3 separate regions of the Homo sapiens genome follow, and all the other regions are linked to region 1. The links are chromatin contacts, found by Hi-C or POLR2A ChIA-PET in ENCODE. All regions are on one chromosome and are shown on one strand. Each heading gives the region's core, a stretch centred on a gene start or an enhancer-like site at or near the end of the contact. The rest is flanking DNA. Distances are from core to core; before and after follow the strand shown.

Region 1 (4,756 bases), core at 2,257-4,756:
TCACCTCACCGTGCTCAAGGTATCTGTGTCCAGTTCTGCTTCCCCTGACAGTGTGGGGGCTTCGAAAATGGGGCTGTTTGGTCACTGGGCGGGCACACTGATACCGGAAGGCGCCTGCCTAAATAAACACTGGCAGGTGGCCTCCCAGGAGAGGGGGTGTCTGGTCCCCACGGCAGTGGGGGTGGGGTGGCAGGGGTGCTAGCGGCAGGACTGGCTTCAGGGGCAGTCTAGGAACGCAGTCTCTCAGGGCCCTGCAGGAAAAACAAGGGTGTTGCGGTTGGTTGAAGGCTTGGCTGTTACTAAGTAGTATTAATCTCTGTTTCTTTGTTTCTTTTTTTTTTGAGACAGAGTTTCGCTCTTGTCGCCCAGGCTGGAGTGCAGTGGCACAATCTTGGCTCACCGCAACCTCCACCTCCCAGGTTCAAGCAATTCTCCTGCCTCAGCCTCCCAAGTGGCTAGGATTACAGGCGTGAGCCACCATGCCAGGCTAATTTTGTATTTTTAGTAGAGACGGAGTTTCTCCATGTTGGTCAGGCTGGTCTCAAGCTCCTCACCTCAGGTGATCCGCCTGCCTCGGCCTCCCAAAGCGCTGAGATTACAGGTGTGAGCCACCACACCCGGCCACCAAGTAGTAGTAATCTTAAAAATCCAAAATCCTAATCCTTTCTAGCCTCATCTTTTTTTTTTTTTTTTTTTTGAGACAGAGTCTCACTCTGTCACCCAGGCTGGAGTACAGTGGCGCGATCTTGGCTCACTGCAACCACCACCTCCCAGCTTCCAGCGATTCTCCTGCCTCAGCCTCCAAGTAGCTGGAATTAGAGGCGCCCGCCAAAACACCCCGGTAATTTTTGTATTTGTAGTAGTGACGAGGTTTCACCATGTTGGCCAGGCTGGTCTCGAACTCCTGAGCTTGTGATCCACTGGCCTCGGCTTCCCAAAGTGCTGGGACTACAGGCATGAGCCACTGCTCCCGGCTTACAAAAAATGTTAAAATTAGCTGGGCATGGTGGTGCACTCCTGTAGTCCCAGCTACTCAGGATGCTGAGGTCGGAGGATCACTTGAGCCCAGGAGTGGGAGGCTGCAGTGAGCTATGATTGCACCACTGCACTCTAGCCTATGCAACAGAGGACTGTGTCTGAAAAAATTTTTTTAGGCCGGGTGTGGTGGCTCGCGCCTGTAATCCCAGGACTTTGGGAGGCCGAGGCAGGCAGATCACGAGGTCAGGAGATCGAGACCATCCTGGCTAACACAGTGAAACTCCGTCTCTACTAAAAATACAAAAAATTAGCCGGGCGTGGTGGTGGGCGCCTGTAGCCCCAGCTACTCGGGAGGCTGAGGCAGGAGAATGGCATAAACCCGGGAGGTGGAGCTTGCAGTGAGCCGAGATGGCACCACTGCACTCCAGCCTGGGCCACACAGTGAGACTCCACCTCAAAAAAAAAATTTTTTTTTAATAAAAATATTAAAACACTGCTTTAAAGATTATTAATCTTGATCACTGAAGGCTATCACCCTTACCTGCCAAGGTAAGGAGCCTGGGGTTCCAAGTCTATTTTACAGATGGGAACACCCAAGGCCCAAATCAATTGCATTCATTCAAGGGAGCAGGCTGCCTAGTGGATGACGATGATGAAGAGACTGTGTTTCGCACCTGCCAAAGGGGGACCTTAATGTCATAGCCTTATTTCAGTAGCCTCTTTGGGACCTGTTCTCTGCGTGGCAGAGAGAGGGATCCTTTAATAACCGCCACCAGGTCCCATCCCTCCTCTTCCCACGGCTCTCCAGGATTCCCACCTCACTCAGAGCAAAAGCCCAAGTCCAGGGCCAGGCGCAGTGGCTCACACCTGTAATCCCTGCACTCTGGGAGGTGGAGGCGGGAGGATCACCTGATGTCAGGATTTCAAGACCAGTCTGGCCAATATGGTGAAACCTGTCTCTACTAAATATACAAAAATTAGCCAGGCGTGGTGATGCGCACCTGTAATCCCAGCTACTCAGGAGGCAGAGGCAGGAGAATCACTTGAATCCGGGTGGCAGAGGCTGCAGTCAGCCAACATCACATCACTGCACTCCAGCCTGGGCAACAGAGTGAGACTCCATCTCAAAAACAAACAAACAGCTGATCACGGTGGCTCACGCCTGTAATCCCAGCACTTTGGGAGGCCGAGGCGGGCAGATCATCTGAGGTCGGGAGTTCAAGACCAGCCTGACCAACATGGAGAAACCCCGTCTCTACTAAAACTCCAAAATTAGCGGGGCGTGGTGGCACGTGCCTGTAATCCAGCTACTCGGGAGGCTGAGGCAGGAATCACTTGAACCCAGGATGCGGTGAGCTGAGATTGTGCCATTGTACTCCAGCCTGGGCAACAAGAGCGAAACTCCATCTCAAAAAACAAACCAACCAACCACCAGGTCCCGTCCCTCCTCCTCCCACAGCCTTCCAGGGCTCCTACCTCACTCAGAGCAAAATCCCAAGTCCTCCCCAAGACCCACAAGTCCTTGCTGGACTGGCCTGCTTCACCAGCTACAGAGTTAGCAGGGCCCAGTGCAAAAGAAAACTCAAAGGCCCCTTGTTCAAAAATGATTAGAAATCTCAAAATGCAGCAGTAAATATTAACCCAAGCACAAGCCCTGCTGTGGGGTGGGGGGGCCCTGGACAAAAGCACGAAGCCCCCGGCCCTGCCTCCCTCCGGCCTTCCTGACCTCCCCCCGGGCACTCTGCTGCCAGGCACAGTCCTGCCCCAGGGCCTTTGCACCTGTTGGTCCTGCCTCTGACTACCTCTGTACCCCATCCCCCTGTTCTCCCTCCTTCTTCAGGTCGCTTTAGGGGTGGAGGAAGCCGTCTCTGATCCTCCCTCCCACCTCTTTAACTTTGCACCTTCCTACCCTGCCATTCTCCCGGCTGGTTTTTCTGCAGAACTGTCCCCACCATCTGACCTGCCAGGAATTCAGCTTGTGAATTTGTCTCTGTCTGTCTCCAGGCACCACCACCAGGGCAGGGACCCACCCCCGCCCCGCCCCACCCCAGGGCCCTGGAGCAGCGGGGCCTGGCACACAGTAGGCGTTCTATAAATGTGTCACAAGAATGGCTTCCCTCAGGAAGGCGGCATTACCGCTGCCTTTCTGCAGAAAAGGAAACTAAGGCTCAGCAAGAACCACCGCCCAGCCAGAGCCAAGGTCACAGAGCACGTCCGTGGCACGCGTCCAGGTCGTGCCACAGCAGGGCCGGCGGCTTCGACGCGGGCAGCCGGGTCCCTTTTCTTTGACAGATGGGGAAACCGAGGCCCGGCCGGCTGCCGGGTAGGAGAGGGTGGCGGGGGCCGCTGCCCGGGGCGGGGGCGGGCCGGGCCCAAGGTCACCGCGGCGGGCGGGCCACGGGGAGGCGGGCCGGCGTGGGGATCCGCAGGCCTCCCCGGGCGCGCGCGTCCCCCCCCTCGGCGGCGCGCACGGGGCACGGGCGGCGGCAGGTGGAGCCGAAGCCTCCGCAGCAGCCGAGCCGCGGCCACTGCCGGCGTCGCCGCCATTAGACAATAGCGGTGGGGCCGGGGAGCGGGGAGGCGGGCGGCGGGGAGGGGCGGGGAGGGGCGCCGGGCGCGCAGGAAGCGGGGCCCGGGGCGCGCCGGGGCCGGGCGCGCGGGGAGGGGGCGCAGGAAGCGGGCGAGGCCGGGCGCGGGAGGCGGCGGCGGCCCCGGGAGCTGCCGATCGGCGCCGGGACAAAGGCGCGGCCGCCCGGCGCCCCCAGCAGCCCGAGCCGGGGCGCACAGCCGGGGCGCAGCCCGCGCCCCCCGCCGCGATTGACATGATGTTTCCACAAAGCAGGCATTCGGTAAGCGGGGCCCGTCCGGCCGGCGCCCCCACCCCGGATCCGGGCCCTACGCCCCCGACCCCCGGCTCCCGGCCCCGCGCCCCCCAACCCCCAGGCCCGGTGCCTCCGGCCCGGCGCCCCCCCCAACTCCCCGGCCCTGTCTTCCCTCTCCAGCTCCCAGCCCGGCGCGACCCCCCTCCCCTCCTGCCGCCGGCCCCCGGACACCCCCCCTCCAGTTCCCGATCCACCCCAGCTTCCGGGCCCCGAGCCCCCCCGCCGCAGCTCCCGGCTTGGCGCCCCCCCCCCCCAACCCGCCGGGACAGTCAGGGCCTCGGACGGCCTTGGCCTCGGGCCTGGGGCGCTCCGGAAGCCCCGCGAGGCACCTCTAGCCCGGGGATCCTTTGGGGGCCTGTGGTGGGGGGGGTGATCCGAGGCGCACCCCTCCCGGAAGAGCGTGTCCCCGAGGAAGGGCGCTGGGAATCTGGGGTTGGGCCCCCCCGGAAGATTTCGAGCACCGAGAGAGAGACCCCTCCCCCAAGAGGACTTTGCAGGGAGGAATCGCTGCCCCCCAACTTGGGGAGGGGGCTCCCTAGGGCGCGTTTCTACCCCCCTCGGATGTGCACTCCCTCCCGGCGCTTTGGAGGGCGGTAGAGGGCGCACCCTGCCCCCCATCTAGGGCGGGCCTTAAAACGCACCCCCACTGCCTGGGGGTGGCGGGGGACGGGGCGGCTCCGGGCGCACCCACCCGCTCGGCTTCCCCCGGGAGAGGCGGGGGGCAGGAAGCGCGGGTGGGGTCGCGCCAGGGGCCGTAAACACGGGCCCAGGAAGTGGGGCAGGAGGGGGGGCGCCGCAGCTGCGCGGCCGCTCCCTCCTAGCCGGCCCTTGAGGGGGGTCCAGCCCACGCCTGGGCCTGACCCGGGCCGCCCCATCCCTACAGGGCTCCTCGCACC
Region 2 (4,756 bases), core at 1,489-3,988, 510 kb after region 1:
ATCACCGGGGCCTGGAGACGTTCTTTCCTTCCTATTGACCTCCTGGCCCTGGGCGGCTCACATGAGACCCCCGGCCTTCCTGCCCCCCGTATACCTGTCACTTCCTCCATTCGGGGTTAATTGGTTTGTCCCCAGTTTCCACTTTCCACCTCTCCCTTTGCCCGGCACGTGGCTTACATAAAAGTAGAAATCAGAGATGGAAAAACACCGAAGTATTCCATGGGAAGGCGCCGTGCCTGGGTATTTTGTTTTTCTTGCACTGGTGTGTCTGATGGACTGGACTTTGACTGTGGGGTTGGGGCTTCCTTGTTCTGAAATGGAATAACACAAGTTTCTGGAAGATAATTTGCCCTGTTGTCCAGCAAGAGAAGCATCCAGGTCTTCTCCGCACGGATCGGTGGTAAAGAATAAAGTGGATTCTGCCCCCGTTTTCTCCGGAGGGCACGGCCCTTTCGAATTCCCATGCCTCATTTTTGGGGACAGCAACGTCGTTCTCCGATAAAAGCTGGAGGTAGCTCTGTGAGTTCCTTGTAAGTAAAAAATATGTAACCATGCTTTTCTCTTTCTCTCTCCTTTTTTAAACAGGGTGTACAGCAAGCTGTGATTCCTGGGAAAACTAAAAAAGGTATGTGGCATTTTCTCTTACTTCATGAGGTTGGAATCTCTTGTTTTTTAGAAAAAGGAACAAACAAGCCCCAGTCTTTTATGTGTGCCTGACACTTTGGGAGGTTGAGTCATCCCATAAAAGGGCTCCGGGCTCAGAGCCAGGAAACCTGAGTTCAAATCCCAGATCCCCTTTTACCAGCTCTGCCCCGTTTGGGTGGGTTCGCGTCAACTGTCTGCAGTGGAGATGACGTTCTCCGTTTTGCAGGAAGGTTGCAAAGATTAAACAAGCATATAGATACAAAAATATAAAAATAGCCAGGTGCAGTGGCTCACGCCTGTAATCCCAGCACTTTGGGAGGCTGAGGCAGGTGGGTCACCTGAGGTCAGGTGTTTGAGACCAGGCTGACCAACACAGCGAAACCCCGTCTCTACCAAAAGTACAAAAATTAGCAGGGCATGGTGGCAGGTGCCTGTAATCCCAGCTACTCTGGAAGCTGAGGCAGGAGAATCGCTTGAACCTGGGAGATGGAGGTTGCAGTGAGCTAAGATCATGCCACCGTACACCAGCCTGGGCAACAGAGTGAGACTCTGTCTCAAAAAAAAAAAAATATATATATATATATAGCATATATATTTTATACACACATATACCTATATATATGTATACACAGTGGCGTGCGCCTGTAGTCCCAGCTACTCAGGAGGCTGAGGCAAGAGGATTGCTTGAACCCAGGAGTTCGGGGTTGCAGTGAGCTATGATTGCACCACTGTACTCCAGCCTAGGTGACAGAGTGAGACCCGGTCTCTTAAAAAATATACCCAGTGTGGTGGCACGTGCCTGTCATCCTAGCATTTTGGGAGGCTGAGGCAGAAGGATCACTTGAGCCCAGGAGGTGGAGGCTACTGTGAGCTGTGATTGTGATTGCACCATGGGACTCCACGCTGGGCAACAGAGTGAGACCAGGTCTCTAAAGAAAAGAAAAAAATATATATATTATATATTATATATAATATATTATAGTTCACTGCTATAATATACTATTATATCATAGCTCACTGCAATCTTGAACTCCTGGGTTCAAGCAATCCCTTTGCCTCAGCCTCCTGAGTAGCTGGGACTATAGGTGCACGCCACTGTGTATACATATATACATATAATATATACATATGTGTAATATATATTACATATAATATATACATATGTGTAATATATATTACATATAATATATTACATACAATATATTACATGCAATATGCACATGTATGTAATATTACATAGAATATGTACATGTATGCAATGTTACATATAATATGTACATGTATGCAATATTACATATAATATGTACATGTATGTGATATATTACACATGATACGTACATGTGTGTGATATAACATTACATGCAATATGTGCATATATGTAATATATTGCATGTAATATGTACATATATGTAATATATTATATGTAATGTGCACATGTGTGTAATATAACATATTACATGTAACGTGTGCATGTATGTAATATAACATATTACATGTAACGTGTGCATGTATGTAGTATGATATATTGCATGTAATATGTGCGTGTATGTGATATGATTTATTACATGTGATATTACATATATGTAATGTGATGTTACATGTAATGTGTACATATATGTAATGAGATGTACATATAAAATATAATATATAGTATATAATATATAACATAATATATTGCATATAATATATAACATATATATTGCATATAAAATGTATATTACATATATATATGTATATATATATATGCTCAGCACCATGCTGGCATGTCAGTATCTAAGAGATGTGAGCTGAACCTGAAACCATCGCTGATCTGTTTCATTCGCGTTTTTCTAGGAATTTGTCCATTTCGTGTAGATTACCTAATTGGATGTCACACACTGGTTCATAATGCTACCGTGTTCTCTGATAATGCCTTTTATTTCCATACAGTTGGTAGTAATGTCCTCCTTTCGTTTCTGCGTGTAGTTATCTGCATCTTATTTCCTCTTTTTTTTTTTTTTTTTGGTTTTGCTTTTGGTCAGCCCCGCTAGAGGTTTGTCAATCACCTAGCTCTTTTCAAAGAACCAACTTTTGGTTTCGTCGACTCGCCAGTTTTTCTCATCTCTGTCTCGTTTATCGCTGCTCTGATCTTTACAATTTCCTTCCTCCTGCTGGCTTGGGGCTGCCTTCGTTCTTCCTTTTCTGGTTCCTTAAGGCAGCAGTCCTCAACCTTTTTGGCCCCAGGGAGTGGATTCGTGGAAGACAGTTTTTCCACAGACAGTGGGGAGGTGGGGGGGGTGGAGCCGGGAGGATGGTTTGGGGACGATTCAAACGCATTACTTTTTTTGTGCACTTTGTTTCTGTTATTATGACATTGTAATATATAATAAAATAATTCCACAACTCACCATAATGTGGGATCACTGGGAGCCCGGAGCTTGTTTCCTGCAACTAGATGGTCCCTGGGCTGGGTGTGGTGGCTCACGCCTATAACCCCAGCATTTTGGGAGGCTGAGGCGGGTGGATCACTTGAGGTCAGGAGTTCGAGACTAGCCTGACCAACAAGATGAAACCTCATCTCTACTAAAAATACAAAAATTAGCCAGGCGTGGTGGTGGGCACCTGTAGTCCCAGCTACTTGGGAGGCTGAGGTAGGAGAATCGCTTGAACCCGGGAGGCGGAGGTTGTAGTGAGCCGAGATCGCACCATTGTACTCCAGCCTCGGCAACAGAGCGAGACTCTGTCTCAATAACAAACAAACAAATAAAAACTAGATGGTCCCATCTGGAGGTGATGGGAGACAGTGACAGATCATCAGGCATTAGATTATTTCTGTTTGCTTGTTTTGAGACAGAGTCTCTCTCTGTTGCCCAGTCTGGAGTGCAGTGGCATGATCTTAGCTTACTGCAAACTCCGCCTCCTGGGTTCAAGCAATTTCCGGCTGATTTTTTGTATTTTTTAGTAGAGATGGGGTTTTATCATGTTGGCCAGTCGAGGCCATTAGGCATTAGATTCTCATAAGGAGCGTGCAACCAAGATCCCTTACATGCACAGTTCACAATTGGGTTCACGCTTCTATGAGAATCTGATGCCACTGCTGATGGGACAGGAGGCGGAGCTCAGGCGGGAATGCAAGCGTTGGGGGGCAGCTGTGAACACACAAGCAGTCAGGCGCCGTGGCTCACGCCTGTAATCCCAGCACTTTGGGAGGTCAAGGTGGGTGGATCGCCTGAGGTCAGAAGCTCGAGACCAGACTGGCCAACATGGCAAAACCCCATCTCTACTGAAAATAAAAAAAATTAGCCGGGCGTGGTGACGCATGCCTGTAATCCCAGCTACTTGGGAGGCTGAGGCAGAAAACTCACTTGAGCCCGGGAGGCAGAGGTTGCAGTGAGCTGAGATCGTGCCGTTGCACTCCAGCCTGGGGGCCAGAGCGAGACTCTGTCTCAAAATATGTGTGTGTATATATATATATTTTTTAAATATATATTTTATTTATAAATATGTATATGTGTTTTTATATATTTATAAATATATATTTGTTTATATATTTATAAATGCATATTTATATATTATAGATAATAGATAAATATATATTAATAAATACATATAAATATATTTTTATATAAATAATAAAAGATTGTATGAAAATATAATTTACCAGCACGGCAGGGCTTTTTGGCGTTCCCTAGATTTTGCCCCCAAGGTGAGTGCCGCATGGCCTCACCCTAGTCCCGGCCCCCACACAAATGACACTCAGGATGACGACGAAGACAGTGATGATTTAAAACCTGGCCGATGGCCGAGGGGTCGCATGTGCCCGTGGTGTCTGGTCTGGATCCTTTTACGTCCTTCTCCATGAATATATTCTCCATGGAGAAGTCCCTGCCCTCTCTCCTGTTTTCTGACCGGGAGACCAGACCTCCTTTGCTGGAGGTCAAACGGCCAGGGTGAGGTCCCTGGAGCCTGCCCTGAGCCCCGTCCTCTGGGACACACAAGTGCTGGCTGATGGCAGCGTGGCTGGACGGCAGGTGGCACGGAGCTGCCTGGGCAAGGCTCAGGTGTCTCCAGGCCGCAAGCTCAAGCTGCCAGCCATGTGGCCACGTGCCGTGGGGATTAGGTCCCTATGCTG
Region 3 (4,756 bases), core at 1,551-4,050, 440 kb before region 1:
CGGCCACCCCCAGAAGCTGGAAGAGGCAGGAAGGATCCTCCCCTGGAGCCTCCAGAGAGGCCACAGATCTGCAGATACCTGGATTCCAGACTTCCGCCCCCCAGGGACTTGCTCAATCCCAGAGGACCCACCGAACAGAAGACGCAGACTTGGTTCTTCTGTGCTATCAGTTTCTCGAAGGTCTACAGAGGCCAGATGCCAAGTTCTCTGACTTACACAGGCCTTGCTTTTGGCTGAGGCTTCGATATCTGCGTCCTGCACCCTGGGATTATCTCCTCCTGGGGAGCATCCTTGGGGCCAGTCACACCTGGCACCCTGCCCTCGTAGCCTTCCTGAGTCAGCACAGCTCCTGGTCCACGGGAAGTCCTCCGTAAACAGCCTGAGCCACAAACATGTTGAGATGACGTCCTCGCAAGGCAGCTGAGGGCTGCAGTGATGCCTGTTATCTGCAGTCAGTTTTCCAACACATAGGAAGGCAATACAATAATTTAAAAAAAAAAAGGGGGGGTGGGCCGTGCACGGTGGCTCACGCCTGTAATCCCAGCACTTTGGGAGGCCGAGGCGGGCGGATCACGAGGTCAGGAGATCGAGACCATCCTGGCTAACACGGTGAAACCCCGTCTCTACTAAAAATACAAAAAAATTAGCTGGGCTTGGTGGTGGGCACCTGTCGTCCCAGCTACTTGGGAGGCTGAGGCAGGAGAATGGCGTGAACCCAGGAGGCGGAGCTTGCAGTGAGCTGAGATCGCCCCATTGCACTCCAGCCTGGGTGACAGAGCGAGACTCTGTCTCAAAAAAATAAAAGTGGGGGTGTCAGCTCCATGAGGCCAGACACTGTGTCTGTTTTGTCCTGTGTCCTCTGTGCCCAGGACACTATCCTCTGTGCTCAGGACACTGTCCAGCACACAGTAGTTGCTCAATAAGTATTTGTGAATGTTGTCTTAAAATAGAAGTTGGCCTTCCAAAAGGATTTCTTTGCTATGCACAGCATTTTATGTTTTTTCATTAATTTTTATTTAATTATTTTTTTGAGATGGAGTCTCACTCTGTCACCCAAGCTGGAGTGCAGTGACGCGATCTTGGCTCACTGCAACTTCCGTCTCCTGGGTTCAAGTGATGCTCCTGCCTCAGACTCCTGAGTAGCTGGAATTACAGGCACCCGCCACTAGGCCAAGCTAATTTTAGTATTTTTAGTAGAGATGGGGTTTCAGCATGTTGGCCATGCTGGTCTTGAACTCCTGACCACAAGTGATCCACCTGCCTTGGCCTCCCAAAGTGCTGGAATTACAGGCGTGAGCTACAATGCCCAGCCATGTTTTTTTATTAATTGCTCATTTTTTTTTTTTTTTTGAGATGGGGTCTTGCTCTGTCACCCAGGCTGGAATCCAGTGGTGTGATTACAGCTCACTGGATCCTTGAACTCCTGGACTCAAGCTATCAAGCCACCTGAGTAGCTGGGCCTACAGGCATGAGCCACCAGGCACAGTTGATTTTTTTTTTTTTTTTTTGGAAATGGAGTCTTGCTCTGTTGCCCAGGCTGGAGTGCAGTGACAGGATCTCAACTCACTGTAACCTGTGTCTCCCAGGCTCAAGCGATTCTCCTGCCTCAGCCACCCAAGTAGCTGGGATTACAGGCTGAGCCACTGCGCCCAGCCAAATTAAAAAAAATTTTTTTTCTGTTGAGACGGGGGCTTACCACATTGCCCAGGCTGGTCTTGGAATCTTGGGCTCAATCGATCATCCTCTCACCCCACAGCCTCCCAAAGTGCCAGGATTACAGGTATGAGCCACCACTCCTGGCAGTCACCCACATTTTAAAAATAAGAGATTGCAAGCAGGGCACAGTAGCTCACGCCTGTAATCCCAGCACTTTGGGAGGCCAAGGCAGGTGGATCACCTGAGGTCAGGAGTTTGAGACCAGCCTGGCCAACATAGTGAAACCCTGTCTCTACTAAAAATACAAAAAGTTAGCTGGTGTGGTGTTGCATGCCTGTAATCCCAGCTACTCGGGAAGCTGAAGCCTTTTTGTATTTTTAGTAGAGATGGGGGTTTCACCATGTTGGCCAGGCTGGTCTCGAACTCCTGACCTCAAGTGATAACACCCACCTCGGCCTCCCAAAGTGTTGGGATTACCGGTGTGAGCCACCGTACCCGGCCTCTTTCAGGTCTTTCTTCAGATGTCACCACCTCAGATTCTGGCCACCCTTCCTGAAACTGCACACCCTATACATACACCGCCCTTGGCTACCGAATTTTTTCTCGTTAGCCTTTTTCACCATCTAATAGGTATTGCATTTACTTATCGTGTTATTTTCTGTCTCTATAACAACACTGGGAGGCGTACGAGGGTAAGGGCTGAAGGCTCTCTTGTCCTCAAGGCCATGTACTATTTATTACATACATGAATGAATGAACGACTGCATTTCTTCCTTTTTTTATTCCTCACCTACTTAAGGTTCGAGCTCCCTGAGCCCATTGGCCAACACCTCTGGAGTCTGACCACGCCTAGAAACACTGCGCATGCTCCGTTGCTAGCCAGCCCAGGCAGGGCGCTGAATCGGCACAAACCAGTCTCACTTCTTGTACCGCAGTGGGGAGGTTGGAGAGAATTTTTTCCCATGAAAGGGCATACGTTGCCCGTCCCCTTCCCCGAAGAACGCACTAGGAATACTGTTCCTGCGTTTGCATGAGCTGTGGCACCAGCACCGACTCAGCCTTCCGGGCCTCCCTCATGCACGGAGCCTCTCACTAGGTCTCACCCGCGGCTGCGTTGGTGCCGTCCGGCACGGTCACGTGGGCGAGAAAATGGCGGCCCCCAGACCGCACTGCGGGCGTCGCGGCAGGTGAAGCGGTGGTGGCAGAGGCGCCTGCGGTTACTGGCCGGGCCGACGGGTCCTGAGTCTCCAGAGCTCGGTGAGGCGTCCCGGAGGCGGCGATCACGGTGTGGGGCCCGGGTCTGGCGGGCGGTGGCACCGGGAGCGCCTCGTTAGGGAATCCGGTCTCAGGGATTCGTTGACTGTGGATGGGGCGGGTTAAGGGGTCTCGAGTCCCGGCGATCTCTTTCCTCTGGGATTTTTTACATGAAAGAGTGCCCACCTCACGTCCTGAAGCTCCTATGTCGTACGGTTGGGTCTCAATGGTCCCCAGTGCCCTGCCAGCTCGCACAGGCCTGCCCTCTGGTTTCTGATGACCCCTCTTTAAAGGTGTCACTCTCCTTTGATGGTCACCTGTGCTTAGGTGGCTACACTGCCCTCGTCAAGCCCAGGCAGCCTTGCTGACGCCACTGTTCACCAGAGAGGGCTGCCAGCATGCCATAGCCAGCCTGTCTTGAGATGAAGCATCCGCCAGGTTCTCAGCCGATCTGGAAAGAGAGGGGTCCCTTCTCCCCTTGGCTGTGTTCTTTTATCCTAAGTCATTCAACAAAGCGTTGGTGGTTTAGAGCCCGACTCTGGAGCCAGACTTCCTGGATTCCTAACTCTTCACGCTGCTCCCAAGCAAGTTCCCAAGCACAGTCCCAAACTGTGCCTCAGTTTCCTCACCTGTAAAATGGGGACAATCTTAGTAACTACCTCACAGGGTAGTGATGTAGATCGAATGAATTAATGAATGTAAAGAGCATGGAGTGCCTGGCGCGTAGCAAATGCTACATAAGTGTCAGCTGCTATTGTCACGGTTGTCGTTTTTATTTTATTTATTTATTTTGAGACAGGGTCTTGCTTTGTAGCTCAGTCTGGAATGCAATGGCACGATCTCGGCTCACTGCAACCTCCGCCTCTCGAGTTCAGGCGATTCTCCTACCTCAGCCTCCCGAGTAGCTGGGATTACAGGCGCCCACCACCACGCCCAGCTAATTTTTGTATTTTTAGTAGAGATGGGGTTTCACCATGTTGGTCAGCTGGTCTCGAACTCCTGAACTCAGATGGTCTGTCCACCTCGGCCTCCCAAAGCGCTGGGATTACAGGCGTGAGCCACCGCGCCCAGCCGGTTATTGTTTTTATTGAGGCCCTACTGCGTGCAGGTCATTGCACTAAGTGCTGGGAATACAACAGTGACCAAGATAGACTCAGTCCCAGCCTTCAGAGTTCTATTCTAATGAGGGATAAGACCAATCACAAGCAACTAAACCAATACTTTCCAATATGATATCTAGGAGTCTTAGGCGCCGTGGAGAAAAATAAAGCTGAATAAGTGAAAAGAGATGGAAGAGTAACATTGTCCATTGTGATCAGGGAAGGCTTCCATGAGGAAGTGATGTTGGAGACCCAGGAAAGCAAGAGGATGAGCACGGGTGTTCCTGGACCAAACTGAGGGTCGGGCTGCTATTTCTCATGGTCCAATAACGAGATGCAGATTAACTGGGGAGGAAGAGAGTTTTTATTTCTGTAACCGGTTACAGGGAGAAGGCCTGGAAAATATCGCCAGACCAACTCAAAATGACAAAGTTTTCCAGAGCTTATATACCCTCTAAGCTCTCCATCTACATGTAACTGAGCATCCATCTAAAGACTTAAAGTGACTAACTTCTTTTAATCTATAACTAAGATCTGAATCCTGAAGACTTTCCTTTGGAACCTCAGTAAATTTACTTAATCTAAATGGGTCCAGGTGCTGGGGTGATCACCCTTATCTCATCTCCAGTGGGTCCAGGTGCTGGGGTGATCATCCTTATCTTGTCTCCTGCTAAATCATGGAGGTTTGGGGAGTTCTTCAGACACCCAGTAAAACTTGTTTCATCCTAAACGGGTCACATTAAGAA

What was found. Hi-C counts contacts between places; a loop is a spot of excess contacts on that map. ChIA-PET counts read pairs that join two places held with the same protein, here RNA polymerase II (POLR2A). Pooled maps may share reads with other maps.
Region 2: a map with no recorded cell type shows a loop between it and region 1 (4-fold over the local background). The contact joins the enhancer-like site here to the promoter of TLE5 in region 1. A Hi-C loop is called at or near these places in 1 of 37 single-sample maps with no recorded cell type and 1 of 50 pooled maps. POLR2A ChIA-PET finds 5 or more read pairs at or near these places in 2 of 52 experiments (WTC11 and activated CD4-positive, alpha-beta T cell).
Region 3: a loop to region 1 is called in a map of CD4-positive, alpha-beta T cell, with 5 times the contacts of the local background. The contact joins the promoter of DOHH here to the promoter of TLE5 in region 1. A Hi-C loop is called at or near these places in 2 of 168 maps with a recorded cell type or tissue (both CD4-positive, alpha-beta T cell), 4 of 37 single-sample maps with no recorded cell type and 10 of 50 pooled maps. POLR2A ChIA-PET finds 5 or more read pairs at or near these places in 1 of 52 experiments (BJ).

The regions. Positions count from the first base shown.
Region 1 is chr19:3,061,245-3,066,000 of GRCh38, reverse strand. It overlaps TLE5 (TLE family member 5, transcriptional modulator), which reads left to right and starts at 3,506. Exons shown (of 7, transcript NM_001130.6): 1 at 3,506-3,827; 2 at 4,744-4,756. The coding sequence starts at 3,801. LOC105372242 (a long non-coding RNA gene) reads left to right here. Exons shown (of 4, transcript XR_001754027.2): 4 at 1-55. RefSeq lists silencers at 41-230, 3,291-3,500, 4,423-4,692.
Region 2 is chr19:2,551,018-2,555,773 of GRCh38, reverse strand. It overlaps GNG7 (G protein subunit gamma 7), which reads left to right. Exons shown (of 5, transcript NM_052847.3): 3 at 586-625. Among named protein-coding and RNA genes, the nearest start is that of GADD45B, 77 kb to the right of the region's middle. Within about 2 kb of position 2,738, at least 12 of the 41 ENCODE cell types and tissues checked have a DNase peak (open chromatin) inside an H3K27ac peak, as active enhancers do.
Region 3 is chr19:3,498,718-3,503,473 of GRCh38, reverse strand. DOHH (deoxyhypusine hydroxylase) reads left to right here and starts at 2,800. Exons shown (of 5, transcript NM_001145165.2): 1 at 2,800-2,913. LOC105372245 (a long non-coding RNA gene) reads right to left here. Exons shown (of 4, transcript XR_936262.3): 4 at 2,423-3,539. RefSeq lists an enhancer at 2,689-2,798.